2 separate regions of the Homo sapiens genome follow, and region 2 is linked to region 1. Evidence: chromatin loops called from intact Hi-C (ENCODE). Cell type or tissue: PC-9. All regions are shown on one strand. Links, peaks and the distances in the headings refer to the core of each region. The heading gives the core; the rest is flanking DNA.

Region 1 (5,377 bases), core at 165-5,164:
TTGTGTGGGAAGACCAGAGCAGTTTTAAAAATGAGAGGTGTCTGGTGTCAGGGCAAGTAGATAGCACTGGAGGGCCACCCCTCCTCAGGAATGGTCAGTGTTATTAATGGTGCTGTCTTTTTTTCTCCCTGTTACTAATCCATCAACATTCTGGCTAAATGGCACCTTTAACCAAAAGAAACAATTTGCTTGTCTGCAACTCTGAGGGAAGCTCATAAGGCTTCTTTCCTTCTCTCCTCTCTCTGCAAGCTGGAGAGCACACTGATGCCTTGTAGACAAGCTGCATGAACCGGCTGAAATCTCAGGTGGTGAAAGCACTGGACAAAAGGCGGTGAGAACTTTGGCTTTTCTCAATCAATAGAGGCCCGAAGGAGGGGCCTCTATTGATTGAAAATTCAACAAGTTCTGGTCCACGGGGCCTGGGAAGAAACTGCTGGCTTCTAGTCATTCAAATCACTAATTTGAATAGTGAAGAAGTGAGACAGATTAGAGAGGTAATAGGATGGGGAGACACAATGGGGTGCGTGGGGGGGAGAGAGAGAGAGAGAGAGCGTGCACAGGGATCATTTAAATAGACTAATTGAGCCTAATTTGACTAGCAGGATCCAGAGACAGTGCAGAGAATTGCCCTGAACTGATCACAATTTCTGAAAGCCAGACGCACTCAGCAGTTGTCCCAAGTAATTACTGATGTTCATACCGCACATTCGGGTTCCCGGAGCTCCTTTCTCCCACATGATTTCACAGAGTCCTTGCAAATTGCAGCCAGAAGCAGGAGACCCATTTTACCAATAAGGAGACTACGGTTGAAAATCCAAGGGCAAAGGGAAGCAGAACTGGAAGGCCCAGCATCTGACAGGCTGAAGGAGTCTGAAACAGAATTACCAGGGATCCTCAAACCCAGCCCTTCTCCTCCCACTCTCAGCCCCTTTCCTGCCAAAATGTTCAAGGTACAAGAGCCATGTGGACTCTGGTCTGAACAGGGGGGCTGAGCCATCTCTGGAAGAGGCCAGGGTGGAGGGGAAAACAGAAGGCTTAGCTCTTCTGTCTAACCAGTTTTTTGTTGTTGTTGTTTGGGGTTTTTTTGTTTTGTTTTGTTTTGTTTTTTTTTTTTTTTTTAAGTTTTACGGGTTTCAGTGTTCAACAAATGCCAGGATGCAAGGGGCAGGGTCTGTGACAGGCACCACTCTTGAAGGCCAGGGGTATCCGAGCTTCTTTCCTAGGCTGTGGGCCAGGTGCCAGCCTTGCTGCCCTCTCCAGCCCCATACCCAGTTACTTGGGAGTGAAAGCTCCCAAGCTTTAGAACCAGATGGCCCTGGGTTCTGATCTGCCTCAGGTCTGGCAGCTGTGTGCCCTTGTACATGTTACTTCACCTCTCTGAGCCAGTGCATTCCATCGTCATAAGGAGCAGGTGAAGGACTGTCAGGAAGGGGAAAATGCAGAGAGCAATATCTGTGGAGCACTTAGCCCAGGGCCTAGCAAGGATTGATCAATACATAGTCCCAATATTCCCTCCTGGCCCTTCTATCAGGTTTTTTTGTCATCAGCACAGTTATTAGATAGGAACCTGTACAGAAATCCTCTGGACTTCTGGTCAAAAAGACAGCAATTCTGACTCAGGGACTTGGGAAGGGCCTAGAAACAGGGCACTCAGTGGGCCCCAAGGTGAGCAGAGGCCAGAGGGGCCCAAGTGCAGGCCTAAGACCTGTCCTGGGCTCTGCGTGGCCCTTAGTGGCTTGGGAAATACTCTTTCAGCCAGATGCCATCTAGCATGACACCCCACCCTGCCACTTCCCAGGCTGCACCAGGCTCCCTCACTCCCTGAAGGTCTGGGAATGCGTCCCACTCAATCCCCCATGTTGCCTGGCCATGTTCAGCCTCTATTCGCCGAACAGAAATAGTGGGGAGAGAGGGTTGCAAGGCAGGGGACCAAGCATCCTAATTCAGTGCCCCTCTGGTTCCTTCTCTTTCAAAGCCCAGCCCTGGCCTCAGCTCCTAGCACAAGCAGCCTGGGACCCAGCCAGCCAGCCCCTACCCAGGCTCCCTGGATCACCTTTTGGATGCACCTGCTTTCCCGCCTGAAGCCGGCTCAGCCCAGTCCCTGCAGCCAGCCTGGAGTTTCCAGAGCTCATGCTGCCCCCTAGAGGTCAGCTCCTGCAGCTTTTCTTCTCAGTGTGGGACAGTCCCAGAGGGAAGGGGATCAAAAGGCTGGGAATGGCTCTGCTCCTGCACATGGCACCTCTGGCCAACAAGCACCCAGAGCCCAGCTAGAACCCACTTGGGTGGCAGCACGTGCAAGCGAAAGGATCTACCTATTCGAGTGGCTCTGCCCCTCCCCTTGGCCTCCCTATCTGTAAAATGGGAAGCATGATGATACCGCCCACACACAGCCTTTGAGAAAACTGACTGATCACTGGACTAGTAGGAGATAATCATCATTGTGATGATCATGGCTGTCATACTGAGCACGTCCTATGAGCCAGGTACTGTGCTTTGCATACATTATCTCATTAAATCTTCCCGAAAAACAAACTTCTGAAGGAGGAACTATTAGTATCCTCATTTTACACATGAGAGCACTGAAACTCAGAGAGAGCTGGTGACTTGTCCAGAGAGACACATTAATGCAGAGGACAGCCAGACTTTCAACCCAGGTCTGTAGGACACCAGACCCCTGTCCCTCACTGACCACAGCGTCCTGCCTCCCGGAGTTCAGATTACTCCCCACATCTCTCTCCCATGCTTCTCTTCCATATTTTCTCTGTTCTCTGTTGCCTTCAGCTGATTTGCTTGTCAGCGTCTCCAGGTCACTGTCCAGCACCACTGTCCTGGACAGCAGAGCCCCAAGTCTTTGCATGAGGAGGCAAGCTACTACCCAGATTGTGAGGTGGGGAACAGTGATGCCCAGAGGGCTGCTCTGGCCCTGGATGCTGGTGCAAGAGATGTCTAAAGTCGCAGCTTAGTCTCAGTGCAGTACAGACTCTGGGTGAGGCAGACATAGAATATTTCAGGTGTGGAGTCAAGGGGGCTCTTGGAGCACCACCTGGAAAGTAGCAAGGATGGCAGCTCTCAATTATTATGCACCTGCTGTCTTCCAAGCATCGGACAGTGTCGGCTGTCATTGAATCCTCTGAAGTAACACTGAGGTAGGTTGTACTGATCCCATTGGACAGGTGAGAAAGCCAAGGCTTGAAGGATGAAAACCCTTGCCCAAGATCACATAGCTCTTCAGTAAAAGAATCTGGGGTTCAGACCAGATGGGTGTCTGCCTGGCATGCAAACCCATCTATCTTGCCTCATGTGTCGTGCAACCCACCCTTCCCACTTGTGGGATGCTTGGGTCCTGGTTTAGTGAGCAGTCACTGTGCACAATGTTATGGGGCCCAGTGGGCCCTGGCCAAGTGCTCCCAGAATGGCTGAGATCCACCTGAATCTTACCTTCATCCTCTACAGCAACTAAGCCCCCTCAGCTTCTCAGAGGAGGCCTACTCTTTCAGGATGCTCAGAGGCAGTCAAGGGCCCTAGGTTCCAAATGTGTCTGCAAGTGCTCTTTTGGCCTCAACAAGTTGCAGAGACTAAGAAAATTGTATAGTATAGCTCAGTGGCTCAGATGCCCCAGCCCTGCAACTTCCTATTGAGATGGCCTTCTCTCAACATTGGTCCCTACATTTGTGGAATGAGGATAATGGTACTAACCTCCAAGGGTTGTTGGGAAGGTCAAATGAGCTAAGTGCAGTCACGTGCTTTCTCAGCAGAACACCTGACAGGTGGTTGGGGCTCAGTCAAGGGCCGCTATCATTAGAACCATCAATTCCCTGACCATCTCACACTGATCCAAAGTTTCTATTTGTCTTTAAGATAAAATGGAGAAAAACAATTTGTGACTGATGAATAAAGACAACTTAATGATTACACTTTCAAAACAAAGGGTGTTTGGGGCAAAATAGTAAATGAAGTCCTTTGTGCCACTGGGAATAAAAATGGGAAAATTCCAAAATGGGAATTTCTGCTCAGAAGTACTTGGGTCTTAATGAGTGAGGATCTCTTAGGGTCTTAATAAGTGAGGGTGTCCAAGGATCGGGAGTAAGGAACCAGAATCTCACTAAATGGCTGTTCTGAAATTTGTCCTTGAGTCTGCAGGAGGTCACAGGAAAAGAACATGGTATTTTGCTATTTTAAAAGTGTGGTTATGAAATGGTCTCCACCGACGGTTTCCTGGAACTCTGTTTTTCTTTACTCTGAACTCTGAATATGGAGGCAGATGACTTGGAATTAGCCTTGTTCCTACTTCTCCATTTCCTTGTTCTGGCAACAGTCCCCCAGTCTCTGTCCCTGGAGTTAGGCACTGCAGCAGTGAAAAGCTCTAACCTGGAAGTCAGGAGCCCTGGGTAACAGCTCTGGCTTTGTGGCCAGCCACCTGTCACCTGGGCAGGTCAGATCACCTCTCTAGACCTCCATCTGCCCTTCAGTAAAATGAGGGAGTTAAATTAGATGGTTAAGTTATGGATGTCCTGACATTCTTGGATTTCTCTTTAGTAAATATTAAACTATTGTCTTTTCTTCTTGGCCACAAAGAACTCAAGTGTCTCTGAATTATTTTTACAGCCTCTGTGTCCAGTCCAGGGCCTATTACAGTGGAAAGGACCTGGTATTCTGGCCCCTACTTGGCCATTTACTGACTGAGGGAATGTGCAAAGGCATGCCCCGCTGAGCCCATCTCTCCATCTTGAAATGTGGCCCAATGTCCTTATCATAGAGCTTTTGAGAATGACAATATATGGAAGGCATCTAACACACAGTAGGTACCCAGGGATCTTCTGTTGAATAGGCCCACATAGAGGTGGTTTTAACTTAACTACTGGCTTCCAAAATGAAATGCTGTTCCTGTTCCGCCAGTGACTTGGGACACATTTATCCCCCGTAACGCTCCAGTTCCCAGCAAAAGACATGCTTTGTCGCACCAGCCAGCACACCCGGAAATAAGGAGCTCTATTATTGTCCCTAATGGGCTTGGAAATAGCTACAGATTTAGGCCTATGGATGCAAAACACTGGCTTGATCTGGAAACTAGGGGCTGACTTCCTTTACCCATGACGAGAATTTTCAAAGCAGTCAGTTGTTCTCGAAAAAATCACCCCAATTTTTCCAATGCTGGAAAACTAGACAGGCCCCTTCTCTCTTGCTCCACAACTTAGAATCCAAGAGGGTCCAAGATGGAAGGCAGCTTAGAGAACTCTAGTTCAACCCCTCACCTGACAGGAACAGAAACTGAAGGTCCAGGAGAGAAAGGGTAACACAGGCAGTTAACTCAGGACGGGGTGAAATTAAGTGATCAAATTGACCATCAATGTACCACATTGTATTTCCTACTCTGCAC
Region 2 (5,377 bases), core at 154-5,153, 64 kb before region 1:
CTTCCCAAGGGGCCTGGGGGTTTTGTACTTCAACACTGCCCATGGAGAGTGTTCAACAGACCCCCTCTGGGGAGCAGGTTTGAATGTGGGCAGGAGCAGAAGATGGGTGGAGGTGATGGCAGGGAATGGCGGTGGGGGAAGGTAGAGGTGCTGATGGGGACTGAATGGGTGACCCAGTGAACAGCTGGGGAGAAATCCAGGGGCCAGCTGGGCCCTCACAGCTAGGCCTTTGGTCTGTTGGACATGAACAATTTCTCAGAGCATCAACATGGATCAAGACAAAATCAAGACCACTCCACAATCATGTGTGAACACAGATGAAAACATAAGCACTCCTCAAGCTGCAATATGACCACATGGCCCCAGTCCTAGCTAATATGAGGGGCTGCTGCTTTTTTGCCTGTTCCAGATTTAGCCTCACTCCATGCTTCCCTCCTTCCAAATATGATTTATTGTGGTGCCCAATTCTAGAATTTTCTTCACTTCCCAACAGCATTCAATCCAAGCAAAGCCCTTCTTCCTTAAGCTGTCCTCCAAACACCTAACATAAGCCCACATTTTTAAAGTCCTCTCTGATACCCTTATACTGAAATGCTCACTGTTCTTTATGTTACATGTTCCCCATCACTGCAGTGAGGGACCAACCCAACTTGTTTAACAACAGGGGTGTCCCAAGTAGCCCTTGGCTGGAGGACGTTGATAATAGGTGGGTTGAAAACTCATTCAAGTATTCATTTGTTCATCAGAAGTCTATGATGTACCCAGCACTGTGTTAGGAGTTAGAGACACTGTATACTGGTGAGACAAAAATGGTCCCATTCTCCAGGAGCTGATAGCCTGTTAGATAAACAGACAAGTAAACATCTTAGCATGGCTCCCTGTGGCATGCGCTCTGATGGGTCAGCACAAAGGAGGCACCTGTCACAGGTGAGGGGGCAAGGAAGGCTCCTTGGAGTGACACCTGAGAGAGGTCTGTGAGGGGCTGAATAATGCAGGCAGAGGTAGAGTATGCACAAATGCCTGGAGATGAGAGAGAAATGCAAGTGATTCAAGATGGCAGGAGTTAAGTAAGTGCAGGAAGCAAAGTAGCCTGAAATCCCAGAGAGAAGCTCATTTCTTCTTCCCAAGGCATCAGGGAGCGTTGCAAAGGTTGCGAGCAGGTGGGTAACAAAACTGAGAGTCACACTGATGACATTGAAAGGCTGGTGCCTCACCCCTCCTGCCCTCAGGGGCAATCTGAGTTCCTAGAAGCTAGCTGAGATGGAAGCCCCTTCTTTGCATTACAACTGGGGCAGGAAGTATGAAAGAATAATTCACAAAGTCAACTACATACAAATGAGTTGTTTCTGTACGGCAAAGCCTCCATCAACAGAGTAGGAAAGTAAACACAAAGGGAGAGAAATGTTACCGCATACATGTCAAAAATTTAATAACTGTATTGTAGGAAGATCTCTAGCAAATTAGTAAGACAAAGACTTTCCCAGTCGAAAATGGGCAAATCTATTTTCACCAACAAAGATATGCAAATAGATAATAGACACATGTAAAGAAGCCTAGTCTCACTAATGATCAAAGAAAATAGACCAAGATGATATTATATCCTTTCCACTGACACATCAGCAAAGCCTAGAACTGTCAAGGATAGGAGGGAATAGGTACCCTTGTCTCATATATTCTCGGATGAAGAACAAGGCAAAATGATCTTAAGGGCGATTCAGTAATGACCATGGAAATGTCTAATGTCTATCTCTTTTGACTTAAGGATCTCTCTACTACAAGTTTAATTTTGAGGCTGGGCATACCAAGATGTATGTACAAGAATGTGCCTCACAGATACATTTATATTAGTGCAAAGTTTATATTAGTGAAATGCAGGAATAACTTGAATGTCTACCATGAACAAAATGGAATAAATAAACCATGACATGGTTTATAATAATTCTGATGAAAGACTATGTAGCTATTTAAAAGGAATGAAAGAGATTTAGCAGAACTAATCGAAGCGGTATCAATGATGCACTGCTCAGAGAGAGGACAGGGAGAAAGACACCAAACAGGATGTCAAATGTCTTAGATATGTGAAAATATACCATGCGTTATTTAATGTATGGAGGGTAAGTTAGTACATAGATGATCTTTCTTCAGCTACCACAAACAAACTAGTCATATGTCACTTTCTCTTTTTTTTTTCTTTTTTTTTGAGACAGAGTCTCACTCTGTCACCCAGGCTGGAGTGCAGTGGCACGATCTCAGCTGACTGCAACCTCCGCCTCCTGGGTTCAAGCAATTCTCCTACTTCAGCCTCCCAAGTAGCTGGGATTACAGGCACCTGCCACCACGCCCTGGTAATTTTTGTAGTTTTAGTAGAGACAGGGTTTCACCATATTGGGCAGGCTGGGCTCTAACTCCTGACCTCATGATCTGCCCGCCTTGGCCTCCCAAAGTGCTGGGACTACAGGCGCGAGCCACTGTGCGTGGGCACATGTCGCTGTCTCCAGTGGCTCTTCCTTTCTTTTGGTGCCTTGGAGAGAGCATTGGACTGGAAGTCAAATGCCCTGTGTTTGAGTGCTGACCCTATCACTATTTAATGCAGTCCTGGCACTTATGGACTTGACTGGAAGAGGAAACAGCAGAATAAAGTGAAAGCCGGGCTTCCTTTAGCTTTGACCATCTGTTTTATGCCTGTGGTCATATTTTGATGCCCCAAGGAACCCTGAGAAGTAAATGAGGACAGGCAATATCTCCCTTCCCCAGATGACAGACACAGAATTGAGGCCTTATGTTAGTGACGCAGCAGGTTTGGGGATGAGGTGTAGTTCTGTAAGCTGTCTCCAATGTCATGGAGTGCCAGTGAGGGCAAGTCAGTGCTCACGTAGACTTAAAAACTCCCCAAATTTGGTATGTTAGTCAGCTTGGACTGCCATAATAAAATACCACAGACCAGATTGCCTAACAACAGAAATGTATATTCTTACAGCTCTGGAAGCTGGAAATCCAAGATCAGGATCCAGAATGGTCAGTTTCTGGTGAGGCATCTTTTCCTGGCATGAAGACAGCAGACTTCTTGCTATGTCCTTACATGGCTGAGAGAGAGAGAGAGAGAGAGTTCTTCTTCTTACAAGGCCACCAATGCTATGGGATTAGGAGGACATCCTTATTACCTCATTTAATCTTAATTACCCCCCAGAAGCCTTGTCTCCAAACATGGTCACACTGGGGCTAGAGCTTTAACAGATGAATGAGCCAAGGTGGTGGGGGAGTGGACACCATTCAGGTTACAGCATGTGGCTATGCTGGAGAGAAAGAACTAGTGCAAAAAGAAACATTGGATGAACTTAGGGCCAACAGAACTGAGAGGAAGTTCTTGAATGCAGCTCTTCCATGCACAAGTCCCAAAAACTGGACTTCTAGGGGAAACAGGACATAGCAGACAATGAAAAGATCACATATTTTGGAGAGTGACTTTCCCAATTCAAACCCTGGCTACTACCACGCTGTTGGGTGAGTGTCCGAGAGGCCTTGGGTTTCTCATGTCTAAAATAAGAGGTATTCAGACCCTCCCTACGGGTTAATCAAGCAGCTGTGAAGACAAAATGAGATACGGCCGAGTTTCCAAGCATGTGGGGCACACGGCACTGACATACACAGATGATTTTAGGTGACTCGTGGATAAAGTATTAGACAACACTGACTCAGAGAAGAAAGTTGTTCTTTTCTAACTGGGTTCAGGCTTTCTCTTTTCATCCAAAGAGAAAAGTCCAGTTTGATGCACACATGTCATCAGCACCCCCTAATACCTGCCAATCTCCCTTTTCCACAAAGGTTTCAAGCCCTTTGCAGGAAATAGTATCCAACAATAACTGAAGAATAGTTTGCATTTATTTTTACGATTATCTTTTCTATATAGCAAGTGAGGCTGGTTTACTTTTTAAAGTCATGACATAAAGTTTCCTTTTCAAATAAATTTACTTTAGAAAAAAAGAGCTGACTTAAATGAGTAATAGTAAATGAATGATAGTGCAGGTAAGATGTGACTATGGTTAAAGCAAACAAACCAATAGAAACTGCTCGGCAAAAGCAAAGCTTGAGTGACTGAATTTGGGGCAACTCTGTTGCTGGAGAGAAAGTACCAGACCCAGAGAGAAAAAAATGGGCATGGGAGGTAGGACTGACTAGCAGCTCCCACTTGGACAGGCAGAACAGCATGTGGAGACTCATGTCGTAAACTTTTGCTCCAATTACTGCAGGAGCATACCTGGAAAATGAAAAGAATACACAGACCTTTTTCAGTTATCTCACTGCAAAAGCCATGAGATAGCTGAAAAACGGTGAGTGCCTGAAGTGTGAGGGGCGAAAGCCCACCTCCGAACACACATCCTCACTGGGGAACCTGAAAATCCAGATCACCCAAGGAGGATTTAACCTTACCTAAAGTGTACACTGCCCAGGTGATGGGTATACCAAAATCTCAGAAATTACCACTACAGAACTTATCTGTGTGACCAAACACCTGTTCCCCAAAACTTATTGAAATAAAAAAGAAGAAGAAGAAAAGCAACATAACTACTGAAGGAAAGGCCGGGGATCATGGTGATGTATACCTAGCAGATGCATTTATTTAAAATGTAGGAAAATTAAGAAAATAATGTGAGATAACCTTAGAAGGAAGACTATGACCACACTGTTAGGTTATCTCAAGCTATAATGAAGCATTAAATAACATTAATTTTGTAATAGTGTTTTTAATGTATGGTATTTAATTATCTAGCTATACTTTTGGAATGGCTAGAGACAGAAAATACATAAAGGACCTATACAGAAAGGAACACAAGCAACTGATCATAATTAACATGACATTGAATTTACAAATTATCTAGCTATACTTTTTTGGAATGGCTAGAGACAGAAAATACATAAAGGACCTATTTAAAGGCTTTTCAGTGACTTGGGTGAGAAGACTATACCCAACATAAGGTTTCATCTTGATTACTGCTGGTATTCCCAGCTGCTAATACCTAGTACCTACTAGGTGAATAATACATGTTTGTTGAATTAATAACTTAATGCATAATAAAGAAATGCTTAATTAATGAAATAAGAGAGCCTGAGCTAAGATAACGACAATGGTAATAGAAAATAAGGAACAAATAGAAAAATATTGTTGAGACATAATCTATATGATTTAATATTAGATTGGAAGTGGAGAATGAATATATGAGTTTGGATTTTGAAGCCTGGGTGCACTGGGGGTGGAGTAGGGAAGATAATGAGGTTTTTACCCTCACTTGTACATAGAAAATTTTTTTAATTGTTAATCTTTTCATTGGAGGTATAAACTATGATTGAGCTTGGTAAATACCCATAGTACAGAAAGGAA

Evidence for each region. Peaks named below come from ENCODE experiments on the same cell type or tissue, not always from the same donor. Only the 100,000 strongest peaks of a DNase experiment are listed, where the experiment ranks them.
Region 2: a loop joins it to region 1, with 3.0 times the contacts of the local background. A loop is called at or near these places in 2 of 110 quality-filtered maps.

What each region holds. Positions count from the first base shown.
Region 1 is chr5:170,182,109-170,187,485 of GRCh38, forward strand. No RefSeq gene overlaps it. Among named protein-coding and RNA genes, the nearest start is that of LINC01187, 14 kb to the right of the region's middle. In PC-9, for the core only: CTCF peaks have their summits at 2,151 (motif pointing left) and 2,358; no DNase peak of the experiment used is centred there.
Region 2 is chr5:170,117,868-170,123,244 of GRCh38, forward strand. No RefSeq gene overlaps it. Among named protein-coding and RNA genes, the nearest start is that of FOXI1, 15 kb to the left of the region's middle. In PC-9, for the core only: no CTCF peak of the experiment used is centred there; DNase peaks (open chromatin) are centred at 2,954 and 3,644; H3K27ac peaks cover 2,345 bases.